Regions from separate parts of the Homo sapiens genome. Here region 2 is linked to region 1. Evidence: chromatin contacts called from ENCODE Hi-C or POLR2A ChIA-PET data. All regions are on one chromosome and are shown on one strand. Each heading gives the region's core, a stretch centred on a gene start or an enhancer-like site at or near the end of the contact. The rest is flanking DNA. Distances are from core to core; before and after follow the strand shown.

Region 1 (7,247 bases), core at 3,203-5,702:
GTGTCCTTAGTGAGACCTCTGTTGAGACATCACTTTCCAGACTGTGGCCTCTTTCTAGAGTATGGGGAGAGGTGGGGGAGGGCATGTCCTCTGAGTAGTCTTCTCGGGAGCCAGGACACCCAGGACAAGTTCATTTCTCTCAAAGCCACTGTGAGAAGTGCCAGATGCCATCATCTGTGTCTTCATTCCCCATCCCCTCCACCCTTAAGAAGGGTGTAGCTGCTTTTCAGCCTTATTTGATTCACCAGCTCCTATTCAAGCACAACCAAGCGGGAATAGTGACACAGAATGTTTCTCTGCAAATGAAACACTATATTCCCTCATTTGTGTGCACACTTACCTGTCAGCTTTCCCCAGGCCCTGCTGTTCATGGGTGCTCATATCTGTGGTGCTGACTGTGCTGGAGGCCATAAGACCAGTTTGAATAAGGCAGAGCACCTGCCCTCACAGGGCTCCCCGTTGAGTGTCAGTGTGGGGAGACAGGTAGCTACAGTGGAGTTGCGTTAATTTTGCATTTCTGCAAATACAACTATAAGCACTTGGTAAGGAGGGGAGAGAGGGACAAATGAAGAGAGGAAGAAGAAGGCAGGAGAGAAAGAACTGTGAAACTATCAAATAATGCTGGAGATTCCACCAGTATGTACTCTACGTGAGTGTGAAGTGGAAAGTGAGTCTCTTGATACCTCATTTGTTCTGGGCTTCTGTGTTGCTCTCTCACTTTGGGCAATTTAAGAGAATTCTTAAGTAACATTGATGTAGGTGACTGTTGCCTCAGGTACTGACTTTAAACCCCGGCTGTGTGTAAGCTGCAGGACATAAACACCTAGAACAAACTATGGTGGGTGAGAGCACAGTGTCTTTAAGAAACACCTTGAAGGGAAGGGTTTAAAGCTGTTCCCCAGGTAAGGTGGTACCTTAATCTTGTGGAACAACAAGAGCTTCTCAGCAGAGTTCCAAGACATGCCAGAGAGCACAGCGCAGTTTTGGGGAAAATGCAATAGTTCACTGGTATTCTAGAAGGAATGTCTGCGAGGAGAGGCAAGAACTGAGGCTAAGCAGGAGCCAGATTACGCAGGCCTTCTTTAGTCTGATATGGAGTTCGAAGTTGCTGTGGCAGGGGTTGGGGAGCTGTTGACACGTTACAGCTGGGGAAGGATGGGAGAAAGCTTGGTTCAGCTGATTTTGAATGTATCAGATGAAGCAAGGGAAGAGGGGAAAGCTGAGGGGAGAGACGCCACATGTCTGAGTTAGGGCGGGGGCTGTGGATCCAGAGGGCAAGGAGAGAATCCCATGATTTTTTTCTTTGGGGAAACTTGATCTTTGGATCTAATCTTATTATCTAGGGGTTTTGTTTTCTGGTTTCTTTGAGTCACTTCTGCATTGAGGAAAGCAGTGTATCATGGCTGGGCAACTTGGTTTTTTCAAAAGCATGTCACCATCTGTTCACTTACTCTGTAGTAAGATGTCACTATTTACAACACAGAACACCTGTACCTTAGACACTTACCATAGATGATAATCTTAAACTTCCCATTGCCCAGATTTTTTTAAACACCTGGTTGCACCATTCATTTCTAAGCAATCACAGAGGATTGCTTAAGGACAGGTTTTTTGCTGGGATTCTAGATTTTATCTTTCTATTAAGCTGAACCATAAGAAGGCTGAGCTCTTGGACATTCCTGCCAGGAACTGATTTTCACTCATGCTTTGGTGTCACAGTCATGGATTTCATCAGATGCCGCTCACTCTGAGAAACAGCATATGTATGACTCTTGCTGTTTCTAACTTGCCATTCTAACTGGCCAGATGTTTCTTTTATAACTAGGTATCAGAAAGCCTTTGTTGAGTAACTGACAGGTTTTCTTAATATGATTCAGGTAATTGAATGTGTTTCCCCTTTTGATCGAGAGGCTCTGAGCCAAATCCATGGCCCTCTTTTAGAAATTGAAAAGAATCTTATTTGCAGATCAGGGTTCTAATGTATTTCCCATCTTAATTTTCTATTCTGATTTAAATGTTTCTAGGGTCCTGGTTTATCATTTATGATTTTCTCTTTTTTGTATGTATCATGTAAGCAGCCTCATCTTTTGTGGCTGGAGAGAGGTATGTATAAGTAATGTAGGTAGGAGTTGCCTTCCTCCTGGACTACTTGATTTTGCTGCTTTGGGCAAAGTCCCTGTGGCAGGCAAGTTCATTTCCAGGCAGCTGAGTGTCTGCCCCGTGCTGGCAACTGTGTGCCCCAGTGCCACAGAGCTTAAGTCAGTACATGCCTCATCACTGTCACACCAGCCCCACAAGTACAAGCGCAAGAAAGGTTTTCACCTTACACACATGCAGAGGGAAGAAGTTAAAGTAAGTTGCCCCAAGTCTCTCAGACTCTGATGAAGCCAGAAACAAATCTTGTTTCTCACTGCCTATGGGATCAGTGATGAAGCTCTGGACCAGCCAGTGGCAAATTTTACTGGCAAGAACTCCTTTGGTACCAGCCTCCTTCCTACAAGGATTCTATTGTTATTTTATGACTACGTTTTCCCCACCCTTGGGCCTTACAGGGCTTTAAAAATAAATAAAAAGGTTCCAGGGCCAGTTAAATATTTATGCTTTTACAGGTAAGAAGAAAAGCCAAAAGCAAAGATCAATAAACACAGAGATAGTTGTCATCTGACAGGCACCTGAGAAACAGTTCCTTTTTTTTTTTTTTTGAGACAGAGTCTCACTCTGTTGCCCAGGCTGGAGTGCAGCGGTGCGATCTTGGCTCACTGGAACTTCCACCTCCCGGGTTCAAGGGATTCTCCTGACTCAGCCTCCTGAGTAGCTGGGACTACAGGCACGTGCCACCACGCCCAGCTAATTTTTTGTATTTTTAGTGGAGACGGGGTTTCGCAGTGTTAGCCAGGGTGGTCTCGATCTCCTGACCTCTTGATCCGTCCGCCTTGGCCTCCCAAAGTGCTGGGATTACAGGCGTGGAGAGACAATTCTTTAACCCTTCTTGCTGACTTGTCTTCTTCTGCCCCTCCCCACTCCAGCTCACCCCTCTCCAGGTGGTCGTCGGGCAGCCTGTGTCTTTCTCCCTCCTGTGCTTTGCCTCACAGAGTTGTGGTCACCAGGAGATCCCCCATTTTTCTGCCTATTTGAATCCTTCCAGGCCCCCTCCTCCTGATGTGGCGACACCTCTCTCCTCAGAACCCTGATAATGTTCACCTCTCTTATTAGGTTATAAACTCTGAGGGCGGGGCTCCCGCATTCCCGTGTTTAGCCAGCCGTCTTGCACATGGCGATATTGGTTTTGATAATCTACCACATCATTCCCTTGTTCTCATGCTGATTGCTTGTTGGTGTCAGCAGGTTATGCCTGCCTTATTACCGCATCCTGATCAGGCAGCTGGTGTTCAGGCAGCTAAGAATCCCTCCCCTCTATAAAATGCATTCTGATAACTATGGTAATGAGACACTGCTAGTAGATGTCTTGGTCAGTGATATTTACCTTCTAAGCACTTTATTTCCTTTTTTTTGTTTTATTATAGGCTGCAAAAATACAATTTCCCAGAATTTTAAGTTAGGGGCATATAAGTAAATCTGCTTCTCTTATGGGTTAAACAGAGTCCCCAGTCTTTTCTCAGAACGTAGAAAGAAACAACTGAACTACAGATTAGCTTTTGGGATGCCACTTGTTTGATGGCCAGTGTCTACATGTTTATTGATCACTCCTTTTGGTTTTTCTTTTTATCTAGAAAATCATAAATATTTTATCGGTCCTGGAACAGTTTGACCTGAAGTTAAAGTTAAAAATTCTCTAGATATTCACATCTTTTTATTTAGTAACATCCAAGTTTTTAAGCTACCTTAACTTGCATTTCTGAATTGTTCAAATGTTATATTTAAGGGATACCTTTATTTCTGAGATTTACAAATTTGTCCACTGATAATAAGAGTCCTATATAACTGGGAGGCTGGGAGGTGCTCTCTAACTTTTACCTCCTGATCTTTCTCCTCTTGCCTCTTTTTCTTTTCGGTATTCCTAGGGTTCCACAGAGCTGAGCCCCTTGGGTCTACCCTTTGTACTCTTCTCACCAACTAGATTGTTGGAGATTTCTCGACCTATGCCTTCAGGTACTACATGATAACAGCTTATTTCCAAAGCCATATCTGTAGTCGTTCCTCTCTTGTGAGCTTGGACCCTGTATCCTTTTGCCTACTGGCAAAGCCCCAGGTGTATCTAAAATTCAGCTTATCTAAAGCATGATTCACTGTCCTTCCTTTCAAAACCTAATTCTTGTTCTGTACAGCCTATTTTCATGAAAAGCACTACCTAGACTCTGTCTGGTTGGCAGGCCAGAAACTTCAGAGGGTGTTGACATGTGTTGGGTTATCCAGGAAACAGACTCTGAGCTGGAGATGCATGTTGAGAAGTGGAGATTTGCATACAGAGTGTGTGCGGGAGCTGTCTCCTGCCTTCAACCCTCCCCTGCAAAAGTGAAAGTGAAAAAAAAGAAAGGTATATTCATCATGACACGCATTCGTGCTGAACCCGGATGCAGCCTCAGAATCCTTCTTAACCCAGTGCCCTTGGCAACTGTTACCATTCCTTGGATTGGCACATGAGATGAAATCTTATCAATATCTGATGGTGTGGTTCACATTGACAGGTATCTCTATAGGCCTCTACACACAAACATCACCATTAACAGCTGGGTGGCACTTTGCTCAGTGAGCAGAGGTGAGCGTTTGTCTAGATAGAGGAAAGAAGACAAGACAGGGAAGGCCAGGAGCATTGGGAGGTGGGTGTCAAGCAGGAGAAGCAGGAGTGGGTGGGTGGAAGTACATGGTCTCCCAGGTGTTCCTAGAACGCCAGCCCTGAAATCAGAGACCTTTGGTGCGAATATTCTTACCATTTCTCTCATCTCTTTTGCTCCAGGTTACGTTACAGTGGATATTTTGGGGGTGTTACTGCCCTAAGCAGAGAGCAGTTTTTCAAGGTGAATGGATTCTCTAACAACTACTGGGGATGGGGAGGCGAAGACGATGACCTCAGACTCAGGTGAACAACAGAGAAAGGTCCCCTTCACGGGGCTCTGCACTCAGTGTGGCTCTGGAGACCTGCATTTATATTTATTCCTTTAGATGCCAGTCCAGCAGGTCACTAGGCTGCAGATTTGGGCTTGAAGGGTGCAGGGGGTGGAGGGAAGGTAGGATGGCCCACATCATTCTGTGCCAGTAGCAGTTTACTTCTGGCCTGGGGGCATTTGGGGTCCAGAAGTGTTGGTGGAGGCCTCATGTACTTGTCGGGAAAGACTTACTGAGACACCAGTGAGTGAGAAACCCCAAACTGCAAGGTGTCTGCTGAACTGCAATTTGGAGACCGGGTTGTTAAGAGCCTCATGCTTTCTGTCAGACCCCTTGGGGACACAGTTCCCAGTGTCCCCCTGCAGGGAGTGCCAGCAGCCTCTGGGGAGCTGCACATGTTGAAGCAGGCAAAGAGGTCCTCTCCTCAAGCGTTAGGCAGCCCTGGCAGCCCTGCACGCTGTGGAGACTGCAGGTGGCCTGACCCCAGGCCTGACTCTGGGCTGTTGACATTACCCTGGGTTCTCTTGGACTGCTTTCTGCTCTGAGGGGCTCAAAGGGAATAAGTCTGGCCTCCACCCACAGCTTCTTCCCCTCAACTTGGATTTGGGGGCCAGATAGTTATAGTTATCCCTGCCTCCCAGAAATAAGTAATTATTCAAGAGCTTAGGCTGGTATCTTTAGACTTGTAATCACAAGGCCATTCTGGGTGTCAGGAGGCCCCCTTCCCTCCTGCTTGTTGCCTCTTGGAAAAGAAATTCTTTTTTTTTTTTTTTTTTTTTTTGAGACAAAGTCTCGCTCTGTCACCCAGGCTGGAGTGCAGTGACGTGATCTCGACTCACCGCAACCTCTGCCTCCCGGGTTTGAGTGATTCTCCAGCCTCAGCCTCCCGAGTAGCTGGGACTACAGGCGTGTGCCGCCGTGTCTGGCTAATTTTTTTGTATTTTTAGTAAAGGCCAGGTTTCACCATATTGGCCAGGCTGATCTCGAACTCCTGACCTCAGGTGATCTGTCTGCCTTGGCCTCCCAAAGTGTTGGGATTACAGGTGTGAGCCACTGTGCCTGGCTGGAAAGGAAATTTCTAACCTGGGGCTCTGAATTATTAGTTACGTGACTGTCAGAAATTTTTTTGTTGCCTCATCATAAAGAACCCAGGGGCTCCATGCTGCTCTTGTTCCCATGTCTAGGCTGAGAGCCTCTGGAATGTTTCTAGCAGGAGGGAGTGGATTCCCCTGACCAGGGGCTCTACAGAAATGGCCGTAGTGATGGGCAACAGCTCTTCACAGCCCAGCCCATCAGCAGCCTATGTGGTCATGGCTTAGGAACTGGACAGAGGGTACGTGCTACATTTCAGGACAAGAGTAGCAAAGGCTAGTGATAAACAATCCCCATTATCTTCCCTAAATGTACTTCACTGGGGTGATTAGTAGAATTTTGCCCTGATCACATATCTTCAGTGTCTTCTTTCCTGCTATGCTTCAGCTTCAAAGTAGAGGGGAGCCTCCAATTTTGCTTTCATTTGAAAAGACCATCATGGCCTTCAGAATGGTTTTTGACTAATGTGGTAGATAAACTAAGATGATTTGAATATGAAAGTTGGTTGAGATTTACTGCTTATTTATTCGCCTGTGCAACAGGCACTACCCTTCTTTGTACTTATATAATACATATAATACATTGCAGAGTACAAGCATGTTCCATGCAGATTATATCATTTGAATATTTGAAATCAACTCCCTATCACCATTGCCATTTTACAGATGAGGGAACTGAGACCTGGAACTGTGAACTGACTTACTGAGGTTGTAAATAACAGAGTCCAGATTTGAACCTAGAATTGTAGCTTTAAAACTTGTGACCATAAATGGCCATTCCTTTCTTTGTTAAAAGAAGGCAACTCTAAGTAAATTGGGGATCCTAACAGACTTGATTCTCCTATTCTTCAGGATGTTTTGAAATAAGTACTTTATCATTTTTTTTTCTTTTTGAAAATGACTAAGTATAAACTAACACATCTCCTTTGTACCCCAGTAATAAATGCTGAATCTCATTCTTTTTTGGGCTTATCGCCTGAAGTTCCACCATTATAAGAAATTGGAAATTTTAGAAGTTTTTCTTTTTTTAATACTCCAATAATCAAGCTGTTTGTGACACTGTGTGTGTGTGTGTGTGTGTGTGTGTATGTG
Region 2 (7,247 bases), core at 2,493-4,992, 420 kb before region 1:
ATTGTCTGAAAGGATCAATGGAGTCAAAGATCCAGCTTTTCACTGGTGGTTATTTTTTATTTTTCAATTAAGATTCAAATTTATGGAAGTGGAAATTTAAAAACCTCGTTTTCCCTTAGGCTGTGACATTCAACTTACAAATCTCTTTTTCTGTTGATGAACCTAGTATTAAACAATAGTTTTTAGAGGGACTTTTACAAACTTAGTTAATTAGATTTTCTTAAACATCTTAAAGTAGATTTATAAATGTAATATATTCTATTTTCCTTTTTCTTTAAATACTTCAACATATATTTCAGTTATCTATTGCTGTGTAATATCAATCCCTAAAATAGTGACTTAAAATTGTCCTAATAATATGTGGTGCTCATGAGTGCGGGACCTGACTGGGCTCAGCTAGGCGGTTCTCACTCAGGGTTTCTCATGTTGTTTCAGTCAGATAGTGGCTCAGTCTAGAATCATCTGTAAGGCTTCTTTACTCACCTGTCTGGGAAGACTCAAACAGATGAGGGCTGAAACAGCTGGGAATCCTTGGGCATCTCTCCCTCTCAATAGTTTTTTCATTTTTGTTGTTGTGTGCTCTTTGTATGACTATACCACAATTTATTTATCCAATCTACAATTGATGGGCATTTGGATAGTTTCCACCTTGGGGCAATTACAAATAGTGCTGCTATAAACACTCTTGTACCTGTCTTTTGGTATACATATGTATACTTTTCTTGGATATATACCTAGGAATGGAATTACTCAGGCATTGGGTATGTAAATACGACCAATTTTTCTAAGTGATTGTACCAATTTACATCTCCACAAGCACTGTATGAGAGTTCCAGATGCTTCTCATCCTCAGCAATAGTTGGCATTATCTTTTTTTTTTTAATTTTAGTTATTTGGGCATGTTTAGCAGCATTTTTATTTTCCTGATGGGTTGAGTAGCTTTTCTTTCTTTTCTTCTTCTTCAATTTTTTTTTTTTTTTGGCCATATGGATATCTTCTATTGTGAAGTATCTATTCTTGTTTCTTTTTTTTTGTCCATTGCTCTTTCTTTTTTTTTTTTTTTTTTTTTTTTTTTAGACAGAGTCTGGCTCTGTCCTGAGGCTGGATGGAGTGCAGTGGTGCGATCTTGGCTCACCTCTGCCTACCTGGTTCAAGTGATTCTCATGCCTCAGCCACCCAAGTAGCTGGGATTACAGGTGTGCATCACCATGCCCAGCTAATCTTTGTATTTTTAGTAGAGATGGGATTTTGCTATGTTGGCCAGGCTGGTCTCGAACTCCTGGCCTCAAGTGATCCACCTGCCTTGGCCTCCCAAAGTGCTGGGATTACAGGCATGAGCCACTGTGCCCAGCCTGTATGCTTTTTCTTATTGACTTAAAGGAGTTATTCAAATAATCAGGTTAAAAGTCCTTCTGTTACTTATTGAGATTTTATATATATATGTATATATTCTCCTACTTTTGTGGGTATTGTTTTTCTCTAAATAGTATCTTTTGATGAACATAGTTTTTAATTTCAATGTAATGGTTTATCAATCTTTCTGTCTCTGATTTGTGCTTTCTGTGTCGTGTTTAAGAAATCTTTTCCTCCCCTGAAGGTACTCTCCCAATAACCTTCTAGATTTCTTATTGTTTTACATTTCAAAGTTAGACCTACAATCAACCTGGATTTGGTTTTTGTATATATGACTAAGGGCCAAGATTCATTATTTTCCATGTGGCTATCCAATTGACTGAGCACTCCCTATTGAAATGATTATCCTATCCCTACTAGTGTTCAGCTTATCCTTTGTGACAAATCAAATTTTCCTATAGATGTAGGTCTGTTTCTGAATTTTCTGTTGTCTGATGGTTCTATTTTTCTACCCTTTGGCAGTACCATCTGGTTGTAATTATTGTAGCTTTACAGTAAGTTTTGATATCTGGTAGTCTTCAAACTTTCTTCTTCAGCTCCATTATAATCTTATGGGACCACCATATGTGGTCCATTGTTTACCAAAATGTCATTATATGGTGCATGCCTGTATATTCTGAATTCGACTCACAATCTCTACTGCCACCGCTAATTTCAAGCCACCACTACTTCATTCTAAATTAACTTCAATGGACTTACAACCAGTCCTTCTGCCTCATAACCTACACACAGTAAAGAGGTCATTTAAACATATACAAGATCTTATCACTCTCTGGCTCAAAATTTGAAATGACTTCCTATCCCACTTAGAATAAAATCCAGACTTCTTACCATGTGATATTAGTCAGGATTGACTTATTATTACTTAAAAGCACAAAGTTTTATTTCTCTCTTACTCAAAATCTGAGTCTCCATGACTCATAATGGGCACTCCAGCCTGGGCAACAGAGCAAGACTCCATCTTAAAAAAAAAAAAAGTACACTATACATTGTAAATTGAGATTCAACATAACCTGGATGTGGTGCCACTCCCCAACCTGGAGGATCACCAAGGCAGGGCTGTCATTACACACCTGTGGTGTATAGCAGTGGTTTCTCAAGATGAGGACCTCTTTTAATCCCTTTTCCCCACCAAAGAATCAGACCTTACGTAGTGGAAGTTGTGCTTTTATTATCTAATGGTGTATGTAAGGCAAAAGACATTTGGATTTCAATAGGATTTTTAGATAAATTTATAGGTTTTAAAAATTAGCCACAACAGTCTCTTTATATGTTTGAAAAATAGCATTACATATATGTATAAAGCAAAAACCCGTGAGAGATCCTGGGGAGAAGAATTGCCTGGAGGGGGAAATTGAGTCCATCTCCAATGTTCAGCACCTCTTCTCTTTCTATTTTTGACCCCCTGGTTTCCTGTAGACATCCACACAAATCTTGAGGTAGAAGTGAAAACAATGCTGTCAGCAGTTTCACGTCTGTCACCATTGAATTCATGCCCTGACATGTGCCTCCTACTCAGAAAGTTATCTGGTGATTATATCACTTCTGTGATATCATCCTTCCTGAAAGTGTCCTTACCCAGCACATGACCACCAACTGTCACATGATTGCATCACTGCCACAGGGGAGCCCAGGACACAGCACACAAATCGGATTAGTCCAGCCTGTAAACTAAGCCTTTGCTTAATAGCCTGGAATTGCCCTCCACCCCTCAGCCCTCAGGCCTGAAATCCTATTCAGCCCTCAAACCTAGTACACATGTCCTCTCCCTACGCACACTCTCCTGGCCTTCACCTCGCCCTCAGCATTGAACAATCCCCTTCAGGACTCGCAGAGCCCTCTGGGATCGCCCCCCTCAGCTCTCATCCCTCGCTAGGCACTTGAGGGCTGGGGAAGTCTTACTTATTGCTGTGGCCCCAGCACCCCACACAAGGCCACATGTGTGACATTTAGTTGGTAATTCTTTTTTTTTTTTTTTTTTTTTTGAGACGGAGTCTCGCTCTGTCGCCCAGGCTGGAGTGCAGTGGCACGGTCTTGGCTCACTCTGCCTCCCGGGTTCACACCATTCTCCCGCGTCAGCGTCTCGAGTAGCTGGGACTACAAGGCGCCCGCCACTACGCCCGACTAATTTTTTGTATTTTTAGTAGAGACAGGATTTCACCATGTTAGCCAGGATGTAGTTGGTAATTCTTAAATGTTGGTTAAACTCAGCTGTTACCTGCTAGTAGGACAATTCATGTGCCCCATTCTGGCAAGGGTAAGGTTAACACTTGTGGTTTTAGAGACTTCTAGTTCCACTTTCCAGTTTACTTTTGCTTCTCTCCCTATTCAAACCAGCAGGAAAAGAGAGTAGTAGTTCAGGAGTTGTTGCCAAAATCCAGAGCCTTATCGGGGGAATACACAGGAAGGGACAGACCTCAGATGCATTTTAAGATATTGAGAGACAGAGTCTGAGTATAAATCATATACTGGGGGAAGGAGGCAAATGGCTTAAAATACTTTTTTTTTTTTTTTTAGCACTGTGATGTTCTGAGTCAAAGATGACTCAGGCTTCAAGCCTGGATGATTGGATCATGGTGGCAGCTATTACCGTAAAAAGAGGAGGAACAACTTTGGGGAAGATGTTGATTTGCTTTTGGATGGATTGAGTTTAGACTGTTGTCAGGACACTAAGTGGACACATAATGCAAACAGTTGCTTTCATAGATGAGGGTGAATGCTAAGGATCAGAGAGGATTCCAAGGCCTTCCTGGGGCCTAGGAAGACTCAGGCACTGGGATACTCTCATCACCCCCATACTCTTCTTAAGGGGAAGAAACCTACCTCCTCTGAGATGGTGGGGCAGAGGGGAGTTGTGATGGTCATCCCAGGGCTTGGGGTGTGCCCAAGAGTGAGATCAGAGATGTGTTTGAGGCTGTGGGGAGCAGCGTATGTCACTTTCAGAATGTCAGACTTGGGACCACTCAACAAGGAGATCAAGGGCTGGGTGAGAATTCAGCAATTATGGAAGATTTATGTTTCAATATAATATCCTTTTTCCTATAGAGATTTAAAACTTTTAAAATGTAATATTGACACATAAAATTTTAAAACAAGATGAGTATGTGAAGGCCATTCCTGACACTTATGAAAAGACATTAAGCTCTCCTTTAAAGTTAAGCCTCTCTGTGCCTGACCTTCTCTCCCTGCCTTTGTCTATGCCACTAAGATTACTGCCTTTAGTTCAATTCAAGGAGCTTTTATTGCATGCTTACAATGAATTATAGTGTTTTGGGGACACAGCGAAAGAGAAAATATAGCCCCTGCTTTTAAAGACCTTACAATCTCATCATAGAGGCCTGACATACATGCAGTAAGCTATTAACCACCATTGCAAGGCAGCATAGTTACTGACTGATAGAACATACGGGTGACCAGTTTCCCTGGGGAAGATAGAACTGGAAGTGGACCCTGAATCATTGGTAGAATATAAAAGTGGGGGTGGGTGGGAAGGAGAAGGAGCAAAAAGGCATGGAGGTGACATTGACCATAGTATGTTTTAGGGGAATGCTGGCTTCAGCACACTGGGGAAAATGGCAGATAATTTTTGTTAGGCAGAGTAGGGCCAGACTGAGGAGCCCTATTTAGCTAATACGTCTTAGTTGCAAGTGCTAAGAACCAACGTGAGCAGGCTAAACTGTATAACATGGTGGTTAGAGCTCAGATTCTGAAGTCAGATGGCCTTGGTGTGAATCCTGATTTTATCTATTGCTGACTGTAGTGGACAAGTTACTTAATTTCTTTGTCCCTGTTTCCTCATATGTAAAATGAAGTAATACATGGATTCACTGGGAGGATTAAATAAGATAATTTGTGTAAGCTAATTGGAACTTTACTTGGCACATAGTAAATGTTCAGGAAGTTTTATCTTTTTTGTTGATAATGTTGACAATGTTGATAATTATGATGACAAAGCAAAGGAGAATTTATAAGGACACAGGGGTGTCTTATGGAATTCAAAGTCAGAAATGCCACTAGATTTTAATATGGGACTAGATCAGAAAGCCATCAGGGAAAGCAGGAAGCTGTCAGGGACCCAGTCACCATCTTCTGTTTCTGTTTCTCTTAGGAGAACTGCAACATGTTTCTGTTTTCCAACAGAGCAGTCTTCCCTGTTTCTCTGTTCTCATGGTGGAATATGTTTGCCCTCAGCTCCTGAGTTCACATGGAACAATTCCAACAACCAGAAGACAAGTACGGCTGCCTCTTAGTCATAATTTCAGACTTTCAGGAAGGAAATCTACCTTGTCCAGATTCAGTCAGCTGTCTACTTCTGGTCCATTAAGCTGGGTCTGAGGACAGGGTCATGCAGTACAATTGGGGCTGCCCATCTTCTAGATGGGGGTCAGTTCTTAGAGAAAGGGATGACTCTTAAGTTCAAAAGATATCTCAAGCTCTTTCCCTTTCGTGTGCCACTGAAGATTCTGGTGTCACCATGGGCCGCTGCCCCACCCAGTGTTACCATTATTGTAAGAACAACACAAAGCCTCTCTTCTGGCGAGGTGTTGCTGATGCCGAGATTCCCATCTTTGACCTGGGGTGGAAGAAGGTAAAAGTGGATGAGTTTCCACTCTGTGGCCACATGGTGTCAGATGAATATGAGCAGCTCTCCTCTGAAGCCCTGGAGGCTGCCTGAATTTGTGCCAATAAGTACATGATGAAAAGTTGCGGCGAGGATGGCTTTCATATCCAAGTGCGGCTCCACCCCTTCCACGTTATGCACATCAACAAGACGTCCTGTGCTGGGCTGACAGGCTCCAAACAGGTATATGAGGTGCCTTTGAAAAGCCCCAGGGCACTGTGGCCAGGGTTCACATTGGTCACGTCATCGTGTCCATCGGCACCAAGCTGCAGAACAAGGAGCATGTGATTGAGGCCCTGCACAGGGCCAAGGCCAAGTTCCCTGGCCACCAGAAGATCCACATCTCAAAGAAGTGGGGCATTACCAAGTTCAATGTGAAGACATGGTGGCTGAGAAACGGCTCATTCCAGATGACTGCGGGGTCAAGTACATCCCCAGTCGTGGCCCTCTGGACAAGTGGTGGGCCCTGCACTCATGAGGGCTTCCACTGTGCTGCCCCTCCTAAGGCCCAACAATAAATCCTACTTTCTGTCCACCTGAAAAAAAAAAAGACACCTCAAACTGACTAGGAATCTACTACAGCAGTGGTCCCCAACATTTTTGGCACCAGGGACTGGTTTTGTGGAAGACAATTTTTCCACAGACCAGTACAGTGCTGGGACAGTGGTGAGGGGGATGATTTTCAGGATGAAACTGTTCCACCTCACATCATCAGGCGTTAGTTAGGTTCTCATAAGGAGAGCACAGTCTGGATCCCTTGCATGCACGGTTCACAATAGGGTTCACACTCCTGGAATCCAGTGCCACAGCTGACCTGACAGGAGATGGAGCTCAGGTTTAATGTTCACTCACCCAGGGGTTGAGGACTCCTGTACTAGAGCACTCTAGCCTTCTGACCTGAGGAATATGATTTTTAAGGCAATGGTATTCATTTAGGAATTCCAACGTCTGGTAAACGACCACTGAGGTCTCAGGATATGAGTGAGAAAATGAGTGTATTCTATACTTTAGGCTCTATTGAGGATAATGTTAAGGAAAATTCCACTCCAAATTTGTCTCTGAAATAGATCTTTGTGGTCCAAGAGTGAAGATAAGTTATGCATATGTAGCAGAATATCATTTTGATATATTCACCAATGTAAATTTTTCCAAGAATTGTCTGTGACCCTGTGACTCTATCCTTTTTGGGCAATAGGTCATGAAAGATCTGCTG

Evidence for each region. Hi-C counts contacts between places; a loop is a spot of excess contacts on that map. ChIA-PET counts read pairs that join two places held with the same protein, here RNA polymerase II (POLR2A). Pooled maps may share reads with other maps.
Region 2: a pooled map shows a loop between it and region 1 (6-fold over the local background). The contact joins two enhancer-like sites. A Hi-C loop is called at or near these places in 1 of 168 maps with a recorded cell type or tissue (heart left ventricle) and 6 of 50 pooled maps. POLR2A ChIA-PET finds 5 or more read pairs at or near these places in 1 of 52 experiments (T-cell).

Annotation. Positions count from the first base shown.
Region 1 is chr3:119,216,441-119,223,687 of GRCh38, reverse strand. B4GALT4 (beta-1,4-galactosyltransferase 4) reads left to right here. Exons shown (of 8, transcript NM_003778.4): 6 at 4,916-5,038. Among named protein-coding and RNA genes, the nearest start is that of B4GALT4-AS1, 6.4 kb to the left of the region's middle. Within about 2 kb of position 4,452, at least 4 of the 41 ENCODE cell types and tissues checked have a DNase peak (open chromatin) inside an H3K27ac peak, as active enhancers do.
Region 2 is chr3:119,634,791-119,642,037 of GRCh38, reverse strand. It overlaps the pseudogene RPL10P7. Among named protein-coding and RNA genes, the nearest start is that of POPDC2, 22 kb to the left of the region's middle. RefSeq lists an enhancer at 2,729-3,238. Within about 2 kb of position 3,742, at least 27 of the 41 ENCODE cell types and tissues checked have a DNase peak (open chromatin) inside an H3K27ac peak, as active enhancers do.